Regions from separate parts of the Homo sapiens genome. Here region 1 is linked to region 2. The links are chromatin loops, found by intact Hi-C in ENCODE. Cell type or tissue: mammary epithelial cell. All regions are shown on one strand. Each heading gives the region's core, and the rest is flanking DNA. Links, peaks and the distances in the headings are about the cores only. Region 1 has its middle 35 kb from the start of PNMA8B. Region 2 overlaps FKRP (fukutin related protein).

The links. Peaks named below come from ENCODE experiments on the same cell type or tissue, not always from the same donor. Only the 100,000 strongest peaks of a DNase experiment are listed, where the experiment ranks them.
Region 1: it touches region 2 in a loop (9-fold over the local background); 16 of 110 quality-filtered maps call a loop at or near these places.

What each region holds. Positions count from the first base shown.
Region 1 is chr19:46,525,060-46,536,698 of GRCh38, forward strand. It overlaps the pseudogene PPP5D1P. Among named protein-coding and RNA genes, the nearest start is that of PNMA8B, 35 kb to the left of the region's middle. RefSeq lists a silencer at 5,790-5,899. In mammary epithelial cell, for the core only: a CTCF peak has its summit at 4,673 (motif pointing right); a DNase peak (open chromatin) is centred at 5,132; H3K27ac peaks cover 339 bases.
Region 2 is chr19:46,748,843-46,754,470 of GRCh38, forward strand. All of the region lies in intron 3 of FKRP (fukutin related protein), which reads left to right. Among named protein-coding and RNA genes, the nearest start is that of STRN4, 5.2 kb to the left of the region's middle. In mammary epithelial cell, for the core only: a CTCF peak has its summit at 1,459 (motif pointing right); no DNase peak of the experiment used is centred there.

The sequences.
Region 1 (11,639 bases), core at 3,449-5,948, 220 kb before region 2:
TGCAGGAGTGCAGTGGCATGATCTTGGACCACTGCAACCTCCCCTTCCTGGGTTCAAGCAATTCTCCTGCCTCAGCCTCCCAAGTACCTAGGACTACAGGTGTGCACCACCACACCCAGCTAATTTTAGTATTTTTAGTAGAGACGAAGTTTCACCATGTTGGCCAGGCTGGCATTGAACTCCTTACCTCAAGTGATCCACCCGCCTCGGCCTCCCAAAGTGCTGGGATTACAGGTGTCAGCCACTGTGCCTGGCCCATAATAGCCTTTTCTAAATCAGAGACACCAATACAAGGAATTGGAGCTCTGTCCACCAAAGGAAGTCAGTGTCATGTGTAGTGAGAGGGTTGGTGCTTCTTGGATTTCTCTAACGGTGCTATCTTCTGAACAAGTGAGCCAAGGTTGGTGGCTTTATTTGTAGAGATAGTTTATTGTATCTGAATATTGGGAGGGATTACTGCCAATCCATAATGACCACGACTCCTGTTTGGTGTTGGCTGTTGTGGCTGCCCTTCTCCTGTCATTTTGCTCAGTGCCCGCGCCTGGCAGTGCTGTGATGCCATCCCAGGGTTCCCGGGTGCCCGGTACCTGACAGGTGCATTACCTGGTAGGCGCATTTCTGGTGCAGTTTCTTCTGGTCCTTGTACCACTGCATGAGCCCCTTCATGAAGGTGATTGTCACTTTGTCGTCCTCAAGCTTGGGTCCGCTGTACTCACCCTCGATGGCTGGCATGTGAACAGGGGAGACACGAGAGTCAGCGACCACGGCCACTGTAAGGGGGAAGGGGGTCTTGCTCCCAGGGATGAGGTGGACCTGGCTCTGGACACACAGATTGAGAGAGGGACAGAGCGAGTGAAGAGTCCCCTCTCTGGTCAGGTCTGGCCCAGAGGCCTCTTCCTGACCTCCTTCTCTTCCTTCACCCGCCCCCCTTTACCCTATTCAGTTTTATGGCACTTAGCACGATTCATTTTGTGACTTGTTCATCATCTTATCTGCCTCCTAGAATATCAGCTCCATGCGGACAGGAAGGGTTTTGTTCATAGCTGTACCCCCAGTGCCTAGGACAGTGCCTGGCACATAGGAGATGCTCAATAATCATCTGTGGGATGAATGGCTGGACCTTCTCAGCACCTAGAGGTGAACCAGACACAGCCTGTGGGGGCGGGGCTACTGCCGGCAGAGAGGGAGGGAGGAGAGGATGACAGAGTGGCCAAGAAGCCAGCATGGAGAAGGGCCCGGGCAGGGGTGATGCTGGTGGGTAGGGAAGGTGTATTAGTCCATTTTCACATTGCTGATAAAGACATACCCGAGACTGGGTAATTCATAAAGAATAAGAGGTTTAATGGACTCACAGTTCCATGTGGCTGAGGAGGTCTCACAATCATGGTGGAAGATGAAAGGCACGTCTCATGTGCCGACAGGCAGGAGAGAATGAGAACCAAGTGAAAGGGGAAACCCCTTATAAAACCATCAGATCTCGTGAGACTTACTCACTACCACGAGAACAGTATGGGGGAAACTGCCTCCACGATTCAATTATCTCCCACCAGGTCTCTCCCACAACATGTAGGAATTATGGGAGTTACAATTCAAGATGAGATTTGGGTGGGGATGAGATTTGGGTGGGGACACAGCCAAGCCATATCAGCGGGGTGTTGCAGCTCCTGACCTCGCCCATTGGGAATCATGAGACGGAGCTTTGGGCTGCGGATGGAGCGCCCTGGAACACAGGCAGAGGAGCGACAGACAGCAGCCTGGGGGCAGAACAAGGGGCTACCCTTGAGCCCACCCCCACCCCCAGGGAATGGAGAAGGCCCGTGTGGAATGTTCTGGGCTGGAGCGTGGAGCATCCAGGCCTGACTCACTCATGCTCTCGATGTCCAGCGAGTCCACCACGGAGCGCTTGTGCTCGTCGCCTGCGATGGCCCGCTCAAAGGCCTTCTGCTTCACGATCTTGTTGCACTCCTGGTATTTCATTTTGGCATCCTTGTCGTGGGGCTTCACCTTGACCACCTGGGTGGGAGGGAAGGGGCGTGCACACTGAGGCCGAGGTGGGGGCACAGCGGCTGTCCCCAGGCTGCCCAGCCCTGGATTCCATGAACGCGGAAGTCAGGCTGCCCGGGCACCAGTGCTGATGGTGCAACCCTGGACATGTTTAACCTCCAAGTCTTGGTTTCTGCACCCCAAAACTGTCCATAGCTAAGCTGCTCACACCGGCACACTTCATCAACCTTAGCTATAACTACATTAAAATCAAACACCTTGCCCGTCTGAGGACCATGGGCTCAGCTCCTGGTCCCCCGTGGGAACCAGTGCAGGCAGCGACAACTCCAGGCTTCCCAGCCTTGGACTCCAGGACTTACGCCAGCTGCCCCTCAAATCCTCAGGCCTTTGGCTTCGGACTGAGAATTACACCGTTGGCTTCCCCAGTTCTGAGGCCTTCGGACTTGTTCTGAGCCACACTCCCTGCATCCCAGGGTCTCCAGCCTGCACACAGCCTCAGGACTTCTCCGCCTCCATAATTGAATGAGCCAGTTGCCCAATAAACCCCTTCTCCTATCTCTGTCTACACATATCCTGTTGATTCTGTCTCTTTGGAGAACTCTGATTAATATGCTTCCTCTATGAAACAAACAGGGCTGTTCCTAGCCATCTCCCAGCCCCTAGGGAGATGAAACGCCATGGCATACCTGGCCACCGCAGGGCTCAATTAAGATGAGCTGTAATTATTATTATTATTATTACTTTGAGATGGAGTCTCACTCTGTCACTCAGGCTGGAGTGTAGTGGCGCAATCTTAGCTCACTGCAACCTCCATATTCTGGGTTCAAGCAATCCTCCTTCCTCAGCCTCCTGAGTGGCTGGGATTACAGGCGCCTGACACCACCCCCAGCTAATTTTTGTATTTTTAGTAGAGATGGAGGTTTCACCATGTTGGCCAGGCTGATCTGGAACTCCTGACCTCCTGCCCACCTCAGCCTCCCAAAGTGCTGGGATTATAGGCATGCGCCACCGCACCTGGCCAAGGTGAGTTGTCATTATTCTTCTTATTGTTATTCCCACAGCCCTGGAGCCTGGGGCTCTGTGCCTTCTACTGCCTGCCAGACAGCGAGGGGCCTGGGCCAGCAGGGCCGTTCTCCTCCGTGCCAGCTCAGTGCCAGGCCCCTCTGGCTGCCTGCCCAGCCCCAGGACTCCTGAGAGCCTGGATCCGGGGTCCTGGGGGGTAAGGGGCCCCTCCCAAAGGCTGCTGTTGCCCGGAACTCTGACGCAGCCTCAGCAGCAACCCCCAAGCAGGCTGCTCCCATCCCAGGGAAGTCCACCTTCCACCCCATCACCCAGCTGAGACTGAGCCTCATCCTGGACTCCTCCCGACCCCTCAGCCCCCACAGCCCGGCAGTCACTTCACTTCTTCTGCCAAGTCGGCCTCCTGAACATCTCTCAGATCCAGCCATTCCCTTCTCACCCTCCAGCCCCACCCAGCCCTGACCTGGCCTCTCCTGCCCACGTTCCTGGCTCAGCCTCCACCTGGCCTCACAGCCTCTTGTCCTGCCCTTCCAGAGGGGTGTTCCTAAGGCACAAACCTGACCCTGTCCTTTCCCTACTCGGAACCTCCCAGGGCTCCCAGAGCCTCCCGCAGAAAGCCCTGGCTCTCCCCACGGCCCTGCGTGATCTGCTCCCTGCAGCTTCATCATAACCCCCACGCACACACACTGCAGCCCCACTCACCGCCTCCATGCTAGGCTCCGCTAACCTCTGGAACTTTGCCACCAGGTTCTTTCTGCCTGAAGGCCAAAACCATCAACCCCCTAGGGAGACCCCCAGGCATGCGTCCAGAGACCCAGCATCCCCCATCCCTCGTCCACTATGTCACCCCACTGTGAGAGCTGAAAGGTTGTTTCTGCCCATTCAGGGACAGAGCCTACCCCAGGAGGCCCACTAGATTCTCAGGCCCACCAGGGCCCATGAGTGGCAGGACCCACACTGGGGGACTGGGAGCTGTGACCCTCTAGGCTAACGGGGAACTATGGGAGCTCTGCCTGGGGACACAGGGCCCCAGGCCTGGGCCAGTTCAAGAGATGAGTGGCTGGCAGCTCCCAGCAGATCACCAGGCTGGGGACGAACCCTGAGGGTGAGAGAGACTCCTCTCCCAAACTAGGAGTGGGCTAGGGTCCTGGACTTTGCCCCAACATCCCCCTCCCACGCCCTGCACGCCTTCAGCCCACACCATTCCACGCTTTCAGCCCACGCCTTCTGCGGCCTCCCCGTCGGGTCCAGCCTCAGCCTCACCCGTCCCATTCATCCACATGACATCGCAAACTTGACCCTCCCCCTCCCTTATTCCAAAATTTTCTCTAGTTCCCCAGTGCCCCGGGAACAAGTCGGGTTCCTATGAAGCCCTGTATCCCGCAGTCCCACCTTCTCCCCAGTGTTAAGCTCTACTCAGGTGGGGTTCCTCTGCCTCCCCCTACCGGGCTGTAAACCCCCCGGGAAGGTAGGACCTGGGCTGTTTCAGTCCCCATCTAGGCAGGATCAGACCCTGGTGAATGCATGTGGAGGGAAGAAAGGGAAAGAAAGGGAGGAAGGGACAGAATAAGAAGGGGAGGGAGGGTGGTGCCCTTTAAAATCAAAACCTCTGGTTTCATCTTTCTTCCCTGAACTGGCTCCCCACGCCCACCAGAGGGCGCTCTGACCCAGCAAATTCCTCATACAGCAACAGCCCGTTCTACACACAAAAGGGAATTATGAAAATAAGGATTGACACCAATAATCGATACTTAAAGCCCTACTGTGACCAGTACCTATGCTAAATTATCCACGTGCCTAAATCAACACAGCAATTCTGAGAATATCTTATAAATGAGGAAAGTGAGGCTCAGAGAGGTCATTTAACTTTCCCAGTGTCACACAGCACATAAGCTGCAGAGAAGCTTCCAGCTCTGGCCTTGGTAACCCCACAACCTTCCGTTCCTTGGTCATAGCCTGACGTGACCAAACCACAATGCCCTCTGTGCCTGGCCCTGCCACCTCCTGCCCAACCCCCATCCCGAGGCTCAGCCACACCCTTCCACCCCCAGCTCCTTAGACATCCTGTTCCCCATTTAGTCACTGGAATCTTAGCCCATTGGCTGCCTCGAAAGCACTTCTTCCCTTTCCCTACCCCCACCTCCCACAAATGGTCACCTCCTCCCTTCAGCTCAATGTCACCTCCTCTGAGTAAGCCTGTCCTGATCCAGGGTTAGCTCCATCTCTTCCGACTCACCTCCCCTAAGAATCCAGGCTTTCCCTGCGCTCCAGGAGGCAGGGCTTCAGTCATCATCGTGTCCCCAGAGCCCTGCACAGGCACTACAGAAAGACTGAATGAATGAATGGATGAGTGAAGTCTACGGGGTTAAATAAATGAACACTCAATGAGTGACACCCTCTCCCTCTCCCTCAGCCAGAAATTGAGACATTCTCCAACAAACACCCACAGCCAGGAAGAGAAGATCCCGGACCCGCTAGCCAAGAGTGCACGCTTCAGGCTCCCAGGACCCCCAAAATTCATCCTGCTGAGGCTGTCGGGGGATGCTGCCAGGACTCTGTTGGAAGCCAAGGCCCTAGGGCTCCTGGAGAGGGTCCCATACTCCCTTCAGTCCCTCCCCAGGCCAGGTACAGTGAGTCTCACTAATGCCATCATGCCTTTAGGGCAGAGTCTCCTGCTTTCCAGCCCAGAGTCCACTTCCCTCTCCTGAATGATTCACCTCCATTTCTCTCCAGAGAATCCCCCTCCCCACTCTCCTTCCAGGTGACTCCTACAGGGCTCACCCAATCCCCTGCCCACCCAAGCCTGGCCAGTCAGTACGCTTCCTCCCTCCCTGGTCACTGTGATTGGGGCAGGGGCAAGCACATGATCCAGTTCATCCAATAGGAGTCAGCCCTGGGTCCAGGGCTAAATTAATGAATGAAGGAACCCTAGAACCAGCCATGCCTGAAGCCAAAGCCACGCTGGACTTTTTTTTTTTTTTTTTTTTTTTTTTTTTTTGAGACAGAGTCTCGCTCCATTGCCCAGGCTGGAGTGCTGTGGCGCGATCTCAGCTCACTGCAAGCTCCGCCTCCTGGGTTCACGCCATTCTCCTGACGCAGCCTCCCGAGTAGCTGGGACTACAGGCGCCTGCCACCAGGCCTGGCTAATTTTTTGTATTTTTTTTTTTTTTTTTAGTAGAGACGGGGTTTCACCGTGTTGGCCAGGATGGTCTCAATCTCCTGACCTCGTGATCCGCCTACTTCGGCCTCCCAAAGTCCTGGGATTACAGGCGTGAGCCACCGTGCCCAGCCAACCCTGGTCTTTATAGTAATATGAGCCAATGAATTCCTTTTTCACTAACCTGCTTAAACATGGCTAACTTGGGTTTCTGTACTTGGGACCTAAACAGTCCTGTGTATCCCACTCCTCAAAGCATTCTCTGAGGCCCCAAGGGAAGCAGGGTGGGGGGTGGCTTCTCAGTGTCCTGCCAGTCAGTACATCTGGCTCCAAATGCTGGACCAGGAGTTAGGGGGAGAGGGAAAGGGTCTTCTGGAGTTTTTAGACCTTGGCACCATCATTTGCCATATTCCTGAGTCTTTTCACCTTGTTCCTGGGGCTCTGGGTCTCTTGTCAACAGGGAACAAGATGACAGCTGCCTGGTAGAGACGGTATCACCATCCCTGGAGCAGATCTGTCTGGAAGGCATATTCTCAATCCCTGCATTTGCAGGACAGACCCAAGCTTGCACAGAGGTCAGACCAGCAGCTTAGTCATGGGGTGGGCTGAAGATACGAAACAGCTGATTTTTCTCTCCATTATGTTGTCCAGGTGGAAGAAGGGATGAATGAATGAACCCTGGGGCTCATCCTAGGGCCTGGGGCTTGGCTCACCATGACAGTGTTCCCAGACACGGGGTGCAGCCCAGGAAAGAACTGAGGCCACCCTGGGGGTGCTGGTGGGACAGTTAGCAAGACATGAAAGGGACCTCCTGGGTGTCATGACATAATAATTTGCAGGTGTCCCAGGGGTTCTTCCTGAAGCCCAAAGATTCCCACCTCCCTCCACCAGCAAGTCCTCACCTGAGCACCCCGCCTACTTCCCACTGCACAGCAGGCTCCAGCAGGGTCATGGTAGCAGTGGCTGCCCAGAGGTCGTGGTTTTTCATTTTTTGTTCTGTTGCCCAGGCTGGAGTGCAGTGGCGCGATCTCGGCTCACTGCAACCTCCGCCTCCCGGGTTCAAATGATTCTCCTGCCTCAGTCTCCCGAGTAGCTGGGATCACAGGTGCACACCACCATGTCTAGCTAACTTTTGTATTTTCTTTTCTTTTCTTTTTTTAATTTTTGTGTTTTCAGTAGAGACAGGGTTTCACCAGGTTGGCCACGCTGGTCTCAAACTCCTGACGTCAAGTGATCCGCCTGCCTCGGCCTCCCAAAGTGCTGGGATTATAGGCATGAGTCACCGCGCTCAGCCAGTTGTGATTTTTTACTTTATTTTATTTATTTATTTATTTATTTATTTATTTATTTATTTATTTATTTTTGAGACAGAATTTCGCTTTTGTCATCCAAGCTGGAGTGCAATGGCGCGATCTCGGCTCGTTGCAACCTCCACCTCCCAGGTTCAAGTGATGCTCCTGCCTCAGCCTCCTGCGTAGCTGGGATTACAGGCTCCCACCACCACGCCCAGCTGATTTTATATTTTTAGTAGAGATGGGGTTTCATCCTGTTGGTCAGACTGGTCTCGAACTCCTGAGCTTGGATCTGCCTGCCTTGGCCTCCCAAAGTGCTGGGATTACAGGCATGAGCCACCGTGCCCGGCTGGTGGTAGTTTTTTTACCTGGATAGAATCTGTGCCCCTGCATCAGGCCCAGCCCGCCGCACAACCTTCACTCAGTCTCTGTTTCACCTGGCCCACACTGGGTCCTAAACATCAAACTTACCCTAGATCTGGAGCCTGATGCCCCAGAGGGAGGCCCACCCAGTCCCACTGACTAAGCCTGGCTCTCTGTGTGAGGCCTGTCTCCCAGAGTCACGAAAGACCCCAGTAAACAAACAACATGCATAGTCTCGTTTTCAGTGGGCTTCTTATAACAAAAAATGCTCTGTCCCTGCAACAGCCTGAAAACGGTTGTCATGGAAACAGCAGTAGCCAATGGAGGAGGGAGAGACAGGCCCCTCCCAGAGCCCAGGCCTCCTGCGGTGGGTGATGGGGCACAGAAGAACCATCAGGATTAAGGGGCAACGGGGAGGGGGGTGTCCCCATGTGGCTGGAGCGGGAGGAGTTTCCTCATCTGGTAGCTCTGAGAGGGAGCCGCTGCTCTCAAAGGGACCCATGAGCATCCCTGGAGAACAGATCCATAGTCTCCTGCGGATCCTCAGACAGCTCTGGGGAGGGGTCCTGGGGAAAGGTCACTGTGAACAGCTGGCCAGCAGGCATCCAGGACGCCCGAGCCCTCATCCCCACTCCAGCATTGCCACATTCACTGAAACTGGGACTCTAAGCCCTGCGGGTGGCTTGCCAGGGTGTCATTGACACCGTGCACTGCAGTCCATCCCTATCTCAGGCTCCCTCCTGCCCCAAGATCAGTGCCCAGTGGGCGGCACCATGGCCATGAGCCTTTTGCAGGACTAGTGCCAGGGGCCTGGACATGGACGCGCACAGGGCCCTGCTGGTCACCGGGATCCTGGAGGGCCTGGAGCAGGTGGATGTTGAAGCCGTCCTGCAGTCGACCCTCCTGCCCCTGGGCACGTTCGGGCTGCAACACATGAAGGGCTTGATGGATAAGAAGGCCCAGGCCGCCCTGGTGGAGTTTGTGGAGGACGTCAATCACGCTGCCATCCCCACAGAGGTCCTGGGCAAGGATGGGATCTGGAGGGTTCTGTGGAAGGACCATGCACAGGACACGAGGTTCCTGAGGCAGATGAGACGCCTGCTGCTGGATGATGGGCCCATGCAGGCCGTGGTGGCTGGGACCCCCGGGGAGGTGCCCACCCCTCCCGCTTCAAAGACCCAGGCTGAGGGGTTGGGACAGTCATGGGGAAGGCCGGTGCCCCTCCTGGGGCTACAAGCGATAGTAACAAGAAGAGTAGGGGTCACAGAAATCGAGCCGGAAGCTAAAAGAGGGCCCGAGGGACATGTCCATTTCCCTTGGCAAAGAAGGAATCCAAGGAAGTTCCCCAGGAGAGCTTGGACATCAAGATCGAGGAGGCAGATGAGGGGGCTTGAGCAGAGATGACAATGACAGCAGGCTGTACACAGCGCTCCAGGCAGCAGCCAGGGAGCAAGTTCACAAGAAGTGGACCCTCTGAAGCCACAAAGACGAGGCAGGTGGTCCTATGGAGTTCTTGGCCCTGATGACCAGGACAGACAAAGCCAAACAGGAGATGATGGAAGAAAGCCCTCTGATTTGATGCACTTGACCATCAAAGAAGGCAGGAGCAGTGACTCCCATATGGTGGCTCTTCTGGCCACCAGAGACATACCTGAATGAGATGCTGAAGGGCTGTAAAGCTTCAGAAAGTGGGCGGGTGCAACCACCAGGTCACAGAGCGGGGCTGGAGGACCCTGAGTTCCTGACTACTGCGGCCTGTACCAGCCCTTCAGACACCAAAAGCTGCCAGGAGGTGTTGAAAATCGCTTCTGAGGCGGGGTGCGGTGGCTCATGCCTGTAATCTCAGCACTTTGGGAGGCCGAGGAAGGCAGATCACCTGAGGTCAGGAGTTTGAGACCAGCCTGGCCAACATGGTGAAACCCTGTTTCTACTAAAAATACAAAAATTAGCTGGGCGTGGTCGTGGGCTCCTGTAATCACAGCTACTCAGGAGGCCGAGGCAGGAGAATCACTGCAGCCTGGGAGGCAGAGTTTGCAGTGAACCGAGATCGCGCCACTGTACTCCAGCCTGTGCAACAGAGCAAGACTCCATCAAAAAAAAAAAAAAAAAAAAGAAGGAAGGAAGGAAGGAAAGAAAGAAAGGAAAGAAAGAAAGAAAGAAAGAAAGAAAGAAAGAAAGAAAGAAAGAAAGAAAAAATTGCTTCTGTGATCGACTCTTTGGGCTGGAGGAATGAGAAAGAAAAAACGATGCCCTCTCGCAGGTCTTGTCTGTCCTGTCCAAGGACACTGTGGTCCCGCGGAAAGCCTGAGATGACAGGAACCTTCTGGAGTGCATTTTCACCTTGGCGCAGCCAGAACCCCCTCCCTGGAGGAAGAAGGCTGAGCCTGGCCTCCTCAGGGTCTGGGGCGAGGATTAAAAGAGACAAAAAGGACAAAAAGAGCGAAGTGGCTCCTGGAGCTGGTGGTGCGCATCTGGCGGCTCAGGCATTGCTGCAGCCGGGAGCACCACCTGGGGAAGAGGGAAAGAGGAAAAGGGTGGGGAGGTGGGAAATTCAAATACACCAAAGGCAACCAAGGGACTACGCAGCTTTCCAGGCTGCCAGTGAGGACATAAAGTCGGGAAAGGCAGCTGCAGGGGCAGCAGTAGCAGAGTTCGAGGACACAGAGAGCAAGGCATGGGAGCCTGAGGGCAAGGCGTCCAGGAAGCCCCTGGCCAAGAGGGCGCACACGGCCCCCCGGGGCCTGGTCTTCAACTGCAGACACAAGTGATTCTCCCGCCTCAGCCTCCCAAAGTGCTGAGATGATAGACGCAAGCCACCGTGACCAGTCTGGTGTCCACTTCTTACTTGTCCCATTCCTTGGTCTGAACACTTAGGTTCCACCCATGGTTTCGTGTTTGGCTCATCTGGGCCTGCTCAGCATATGTGAACTTCAACCTGGGGGTCCATGGCAACTGAAAAAGCAACTCACCATTTTATTCCACAAAGTTGAACCGGATTAGGCTGGTTCTGAGGTTACATGAACAACAAGTTACCTGCTGTGACTGTAGTCCCAACTCACTCCCTACCTTGGAGGGCTGTCACTGTGTTTATCTCAGTAACAAAGACCCCTGAAGTCCCAGTGCCTTGCAACGATTAAGGTTTCTTTTCTTTTTTTTCTTTTCTTTCTTTTCTTTTCTTTCTTTTTTCTTTTTGAGATGGAGTCTCACTCTGTCACCCAGGCTGGAATGCAGTGGCGCCATCTTGGATCACTGCAACCTCTGCCTCCCGGATTCAAGCGATCCTCCTGCCTCAGCCTCCCAAGTAGCTGGGATTACAGGCCCACGCCACCACGCCCAGCTAATTTTTTTTTTTTTTAAGTAGAGATGAGGTTTCACCACGTTGGCCAAGCTGGTCTCAAATTCCCGACATCAAGTGATCTGCCCGCCTCAGCCTCCCAAAGTGTTGGGATTACAGGTGTGAGCCACCATGCCAAGCCTAAAGGTTTATTTTCACATACATGTTGGTAGTAGTGGCTGTGGGTCAGGCAGAAGGGAGACCCCCTGTTTGGATCTTTTCTGCAGGGGCTCACAGCATGGCCACTCATACAACACAGACCAATGCAAGTCGCAAGTTGCCTCTTTGGGGTAAGAATGCATCCCCTCCCGCAGGGGTACCCCAAGCCACATGGCGACAGTCAGGGACCTATATCCTCCTACAGGGAGGCAGCGAATGGAACAACAAAATAATCTAACACATCGCCCGCCCCCCCATCAGAGGCAACACCTCTTCCCATGTGGCTGATGAGATCTTGTCTCCTCCACCA
Region 2 (5,628 bases), core at 1-2,500:
GTGATTCTCACACCTCAGCCTCCCCAATAGCTGGGATTACAGGTGCGCACCACCATGCCCAGCTAATCTTTGTATTTTTTGGTAGAGAGGGGGTTTCACCATATTGCCCACGCTGGTCTCTAACTCCTGACCTCAGGTGATCTGACCGCCTGGGCCTCCCAAAGTACTGAGATTACAGGTGTGAGCCACCACACGTGGCCCTGTCAGTCTTCTTTCTGTCTTCTGGAGGGCTGACCTAATGAGTACCTCGTTCATTCTGTATCCTCAAAACATGGGGTCCACCACAAAGAATACTTGAGTTTGTTGAGTTACTGAGTTGAATTAATTTATTAATGTGCCATAGCCAAGCTTTGAAAGCCCCTGTCAGGTTAGGGCTGGGGAAGGCTCACTAAAGATGGGCTGAGAGTTGGGGCTTCAGAAAGAACCCAAGAGAGAAGGTAAAGTTTACTGGTTTAAAGTACGACTCTGTAGCCAGCTTCTTGGATCAACTCTTGGGTCCACTACTTCACATTGTGTGACCTTGAATAAGAGACTTTAACTCTTTAACTCTCTGTGCCTTTGTTTCCTTTTTTTTTTTTTTTTTTTTTGAGATAAGGTCTCGAGGCCAGGCGCGGTGGCTCACGCCTGTAATCCCAGCACTTTGGGAGGCTGAGGCGGGCGGATCACGAGGTCAGGAGATTGAGACCATCCTGGCCAACATAGTGAAACCCCATCTCTACTAAAAATACAAAAATTAGCCGGGCATGGTGGCGCATGCCTGTAATCCCAGCTACTCAGGAGGCGGAGGCAGGGGAATCCCTTGAACCAGGGAGTTGGAGGTTGCAGCGAGCCGAGATTGTGCCACAGCACTCTAGCCTGGTGACAAAGCGAGACTCCGTCTCAAAAAAAAAAAAAAAAAAGAGTCTGGCTCTGTCACCCAGGCTGGAGTGCAGTGGCACAATCTCAACTCACTGCAACCTCTGCCTCCTAGACTCAAGTAATCCTACCACTTCAGCCACCAGAGTAGCTGGGACTACAGGTGCACACCACCATGCCCGGCTAATTTTTTAAATTTTTTTGTAGAGACGGGGTCTTACCAGTCCATGCTGGTCTCAAACTCCCAGGCTCAAGCAATCTCCCCCAGCCTCATCCTCCCAAAGTGCTGGGATTACAGGCATGAGCCACCACATCGGCTGGTTTCCATTTTTAAATGTGATCATAACACGAGGATTAAACAAGTGAATATGCCTAAAGTGCTTAGAACAGGGCCTGGCACATGGTGAGCTGCTAGAATTGTTATTATTATCCTCCCGATTCAGAAAAATGTAGAACATTCAGACCTTCAAAATCATCATTGTATCCACTTTGCCCCAACGAAGGGGTTTGTTGCCCTTAGAGGCGGTGAAGTCTGCATGGCTTTATCAGGGTACTAGATGATTCCTTTCCCCGCCTCAGGTTCCCTCACACCCTCACCAGCAGGTGGCACCTCTTCATCTGGCCATCAAATCTGCTGGTGTCTGGTCTGCGAGGGCCAAGAGTTGTGCTGGGCCTGAGGGTAGCCAGGACCTGGCTGCTGTCCTCTGCCCTGCTGGGCACCTCCTTCCTGGCCCAGAGTCAGTCAGACAGTGTGGCAAGAGCCAGGGCCTCAGAAGCGGAGACCTCGGTTCTCGACCCTGCATCCTTCTTATCTCTCTGAGCCAGAGGTTCCTATCTTTCGTTTTTGAGACTGGGTCTCGCTCTGTCGCCCAGGCTGGAGTGCAGTGGCTGAATCACAGCTCACTGCAGCCTCCACCTCCTGGGCTCAAGGGACCCTCCTGCCTCAGCCTCCCTCCTAAGTAGCTGAGACCACAGGTAGGCACCACCACGCCTGGCTGATTTTTGTATTTTTTTAGAGACGGGGTTTTGCTATATTGCCCAGGCTGGTGTTGAACTCCTGAGCTCAAGCGATCCTCCTGCCTCAGCTTCCCATAGTGCTAGGATTACAGGAGTGAGCCCCCATACCCAGCCCACGTTCCTTATCTTAATAATTCAAGTCACTCATTCATTCAACACGTATTTATTGAGCACCTGCTATGCACCAAGCACTGAGCTGTGCTCTGGGGATACAGTAGGGAAGAAAACAGATTCCCTGCCTTCCATGGAGATTCTGACAACAAACAAGCTAAGTAAAATCCACGTGATAACTACTAGGGGAGCAAAATAAAGCAGGAATGGGGGATAGGAAGTACATGGGAGATGCTTTTTTTTTTTTTTTAAAGACAGACAAGGTCTCGCTCTATTGCCCAGGCTGGAGTGCAGTGGCGCCATCACAGCTCACTGCACCCTTGACTTCCCCAGCTCAAGTGATCCTCCTACCTCAGCCTCCTAAGTAACTGGGACTACAGGTGCAAGCCATCACATCCAGTTAGTTTTGTTTATTTTTTGTAGAGATGGCATCTTACTATGTTGTCCAGGCTGATCTGAAACTCCTGGTCTCAAGCGATCTGCCTACCTCAATCTCCCAAAGTGCTGGAATTACAGGTGTGAGCCACTGCACCTGGCCAAGATGCATTTTTTTGTTTATTTACTTATTTTGAGACAGAGTTTTGTTGTTGTTGCCCAGGCTGGAGTACAATGGCATGGTCTCAGCTCACTGCAGCCTCTGCCTCCTGGGTTCAAGCAATTCTCCTGCCTCAGCCTCCCAAGTAGCTGGGATTACAGGCGCCTGTCACCATGCCCAGCTAACTTTTTTGTATTTTTTTTTTTTTTTTTTTTTGAGACGGAGTCTTGCTCTGTCGCCCAGGCCGGACTGCGGACTGCAGTGGCACAATCTCGGCTCACTGCAAGCTCCGCTTCCCGGGTTCACGCCATTCTCCTGCCTCAGCCTCCCGAGTAGCTGGGACTACAGGCGCCCGCCACCGCGCCTGGCTAATTTTTTGTATTTTTAGTAGAGATGGGGTTTCACCATGTTGGCCAGGCTGGTCTTGAACTCCTGACCTCAGGCGATCTGCCCACCTCGCCCTCCCAAAGTGCTGGGATTACAGGCATGAGCCACCATGCCCAGCCCACCAAGATGCATTTTTAAATAGGATGGCCAAAGGAAGAGGTTATGGGAAGGTGACATTGGAGTGATGGGGGTGGGGGCCGGCGCAGTGGGGTGGATCGCCTGTGGCTATCTGGGATAAGAACACTCAGACAGAGGCAACAGGCAGTTCTGCAGCTGGAGTGTCCCAGGTGTGTTTGAAAGATGGTGTTGGTGGCCAATGTTCCTAGAGCTGAGTGAGTGAGTAGGAAAGGATGGAAGATCACGCGGGGCCTTATGGGCCACATTGAGTACCTTGGCTTTTCCTGCGAGGTGCCAGCCACAGAAGGGCCTGAGCAGAGCCAGGACAGGATGAAATGTGAGTTGTGACAGGATCTCTCGAGGTGCTGAATGAGGAACAGACCACAGGAACAGAAGCGGGAAGACAGTCTCTTGCTGTGACCTTCAAGGATATGCAGACTAACCATCTCATGTGTGTTCGGAGCTCCTATGTACCTAAACTCTAAGATTTTGAAGGGCTTGAGGTTCTGTGGTTGCAAAGGTTCCTGCCCCTGCACTAATGGGAGCTCCACAAGGGCAGGAATGTTGTCTGTCTCTGAGCATCTGTTGCTCTCTCTCCAGTGCCTAGAACAGTGCCTGGCATGTTGTAGGAGTTCAACAAATAGATGTTGAAGGATTGAAGGAAGGAAGAATCAATCTAAGGTCCAGAAGGCAATTCCAGGATTCTAAAGATTAGAAAGGACATGGTGACTCACGCCTGTAATCCTGGCACTTTGGGAGGCCGAGACGGAAGGATCACTTGAGGTCAGGAGTTCGAGACCAGCCTGGACAATATAGTGGGAGCCAGTCTCCACAAAAATGTGTTTGAAAAATTAGCCAGGCACAGTATTGCATGCCTGTAGTCCCAGCTACTCGGGAGACTGAGGCAGGAGGATGGCTTGAACACAGGAATTCGAGGCTGCAGTGAGCCGTGATTGCACCACTGCACTCAAGCTTGGGCAGCAGAGCAAGACGCTGTCCGTTTAAAAAATATATATATTTTGGCTGGGTGTGGTGGCTCACTCCTGTAATCCCAACATTTCTGGAGGCCAAGGCAGGCAGATCATGAGGTCAAGGGATTGAGACCATCCTGCCCAACATGGTGAAAACCCGTCTCTACTAAAAATACAAAAATTAGCCGGGCATGGTGGCACGCGCCTGTAGTCCCAGCTACTCAGGAGGCTGAGGCAAGAGAATCGCTTGAACCCTGGAGGCGGTGGTTGCAGTGAGCCAGTCGCACCACCGCACTCCAGCCTGGCAACAGAGTGAGACTCCGTCTCAAAAAAAAAAAAATTGTTTTTGGCTGGGCGCGGTGGCTCACGCCTGTAATCCCAGCACTTTGGGAGGCCACGGCGGGTGGATCACCTGAGGTCAGGAGTTCGAGACCAGCCTGACCAACATCCCGTCTCTACTAAAAATACAAAATTAGCCGGGTGTGGTGGCGCATGCCTGTAATCCCAGCTACTCAGGAGGCTGAGGCAGGAGAATCGCTTGAACGCGGGAGGCAGAGGTTGCAGTGAGATGAGATAGCTGCCACTGCACTCCAGCCTGGGCAACAGAGGGAGACTCCATCTCAAAAAAAAAAAAGAAAAGAAAAGAAATAAGAGCAGTTTGAGAAAATGTTCAGGGTGACTTAAACATACAGGTTGGGGAAAGCATGGCAAGAGATGAGGGTGGAATGGGGGGCAGACAAGGGGAATGTCAGAAGCAGCTTCCACTTTCTCCCCTGGGCACTGGGAGCCATGGCAAGTTCAGAGCAGGGGAAGGAGAGGTCCAACTTGTGCTTTAGGAAGACTCCTCTGGCTATCACGGGGAGAGGAATTGCCAGGAGACCAGGGGGAGGTTGGATGGGAATGTGGGTGGACCTGGTTGAGGAGGGAGCTGTGGAAATGGGGAGGAGGGGACAGAGGATTTAGGACATAGGGAGGTTAGTTGGATGCCCCCTCTCTCTAGGAAGGGCAGAAACCTACAAAAAGCCTTCATGGGGAAATTATTTGATCATCTGCTTGGAACCCAGAGCTATACCACCTGTGCTGGAGACCGGCCAGCCAAATCTTCAGTCTCGGTGGGGACAAGGAGACAGCGCCATCTGGTGCTTGAGGGTGTGGCCAATGAATGTGGAGGGGAGTGTCCTAAGGTTGGCAGCCTCTTTTGATGCAAGCTACCCCAGTTTTTTGTTGTTGTTGGGTATTTTGAGACAGGGTCTCACTCTTGTCCAGGCTGAGTGCAGTGGCATGATCATGGCTCACTGGCTCAAGCCATCCCCCCACCTCAGCATCCTGAGTGGCTGGGACCATAGGTGAGTAGCACCACACCCAGCTAATTTTTTATTTTTTGTAGAGATGAAGTCTCCTTATGTTACTCAGGTTGGTCTCGAACTCCTGGACTCAAGTGATCCTCCTGCCTTGGCCTCCCAAATTGCTGGGATCACAGGTGTGAGTCACTGTACCTGGCCCACCCCACTTTTGTTTTTTCTTTTTTTTTTTTAATTTTTATTTATTTATTTATTTATTTATTTATTTATTTTTTGAGACAGTCTCACTCTGTTGCCCAGGCTGGAGTGCAACGGTGCCATCTCGGCTCACTGT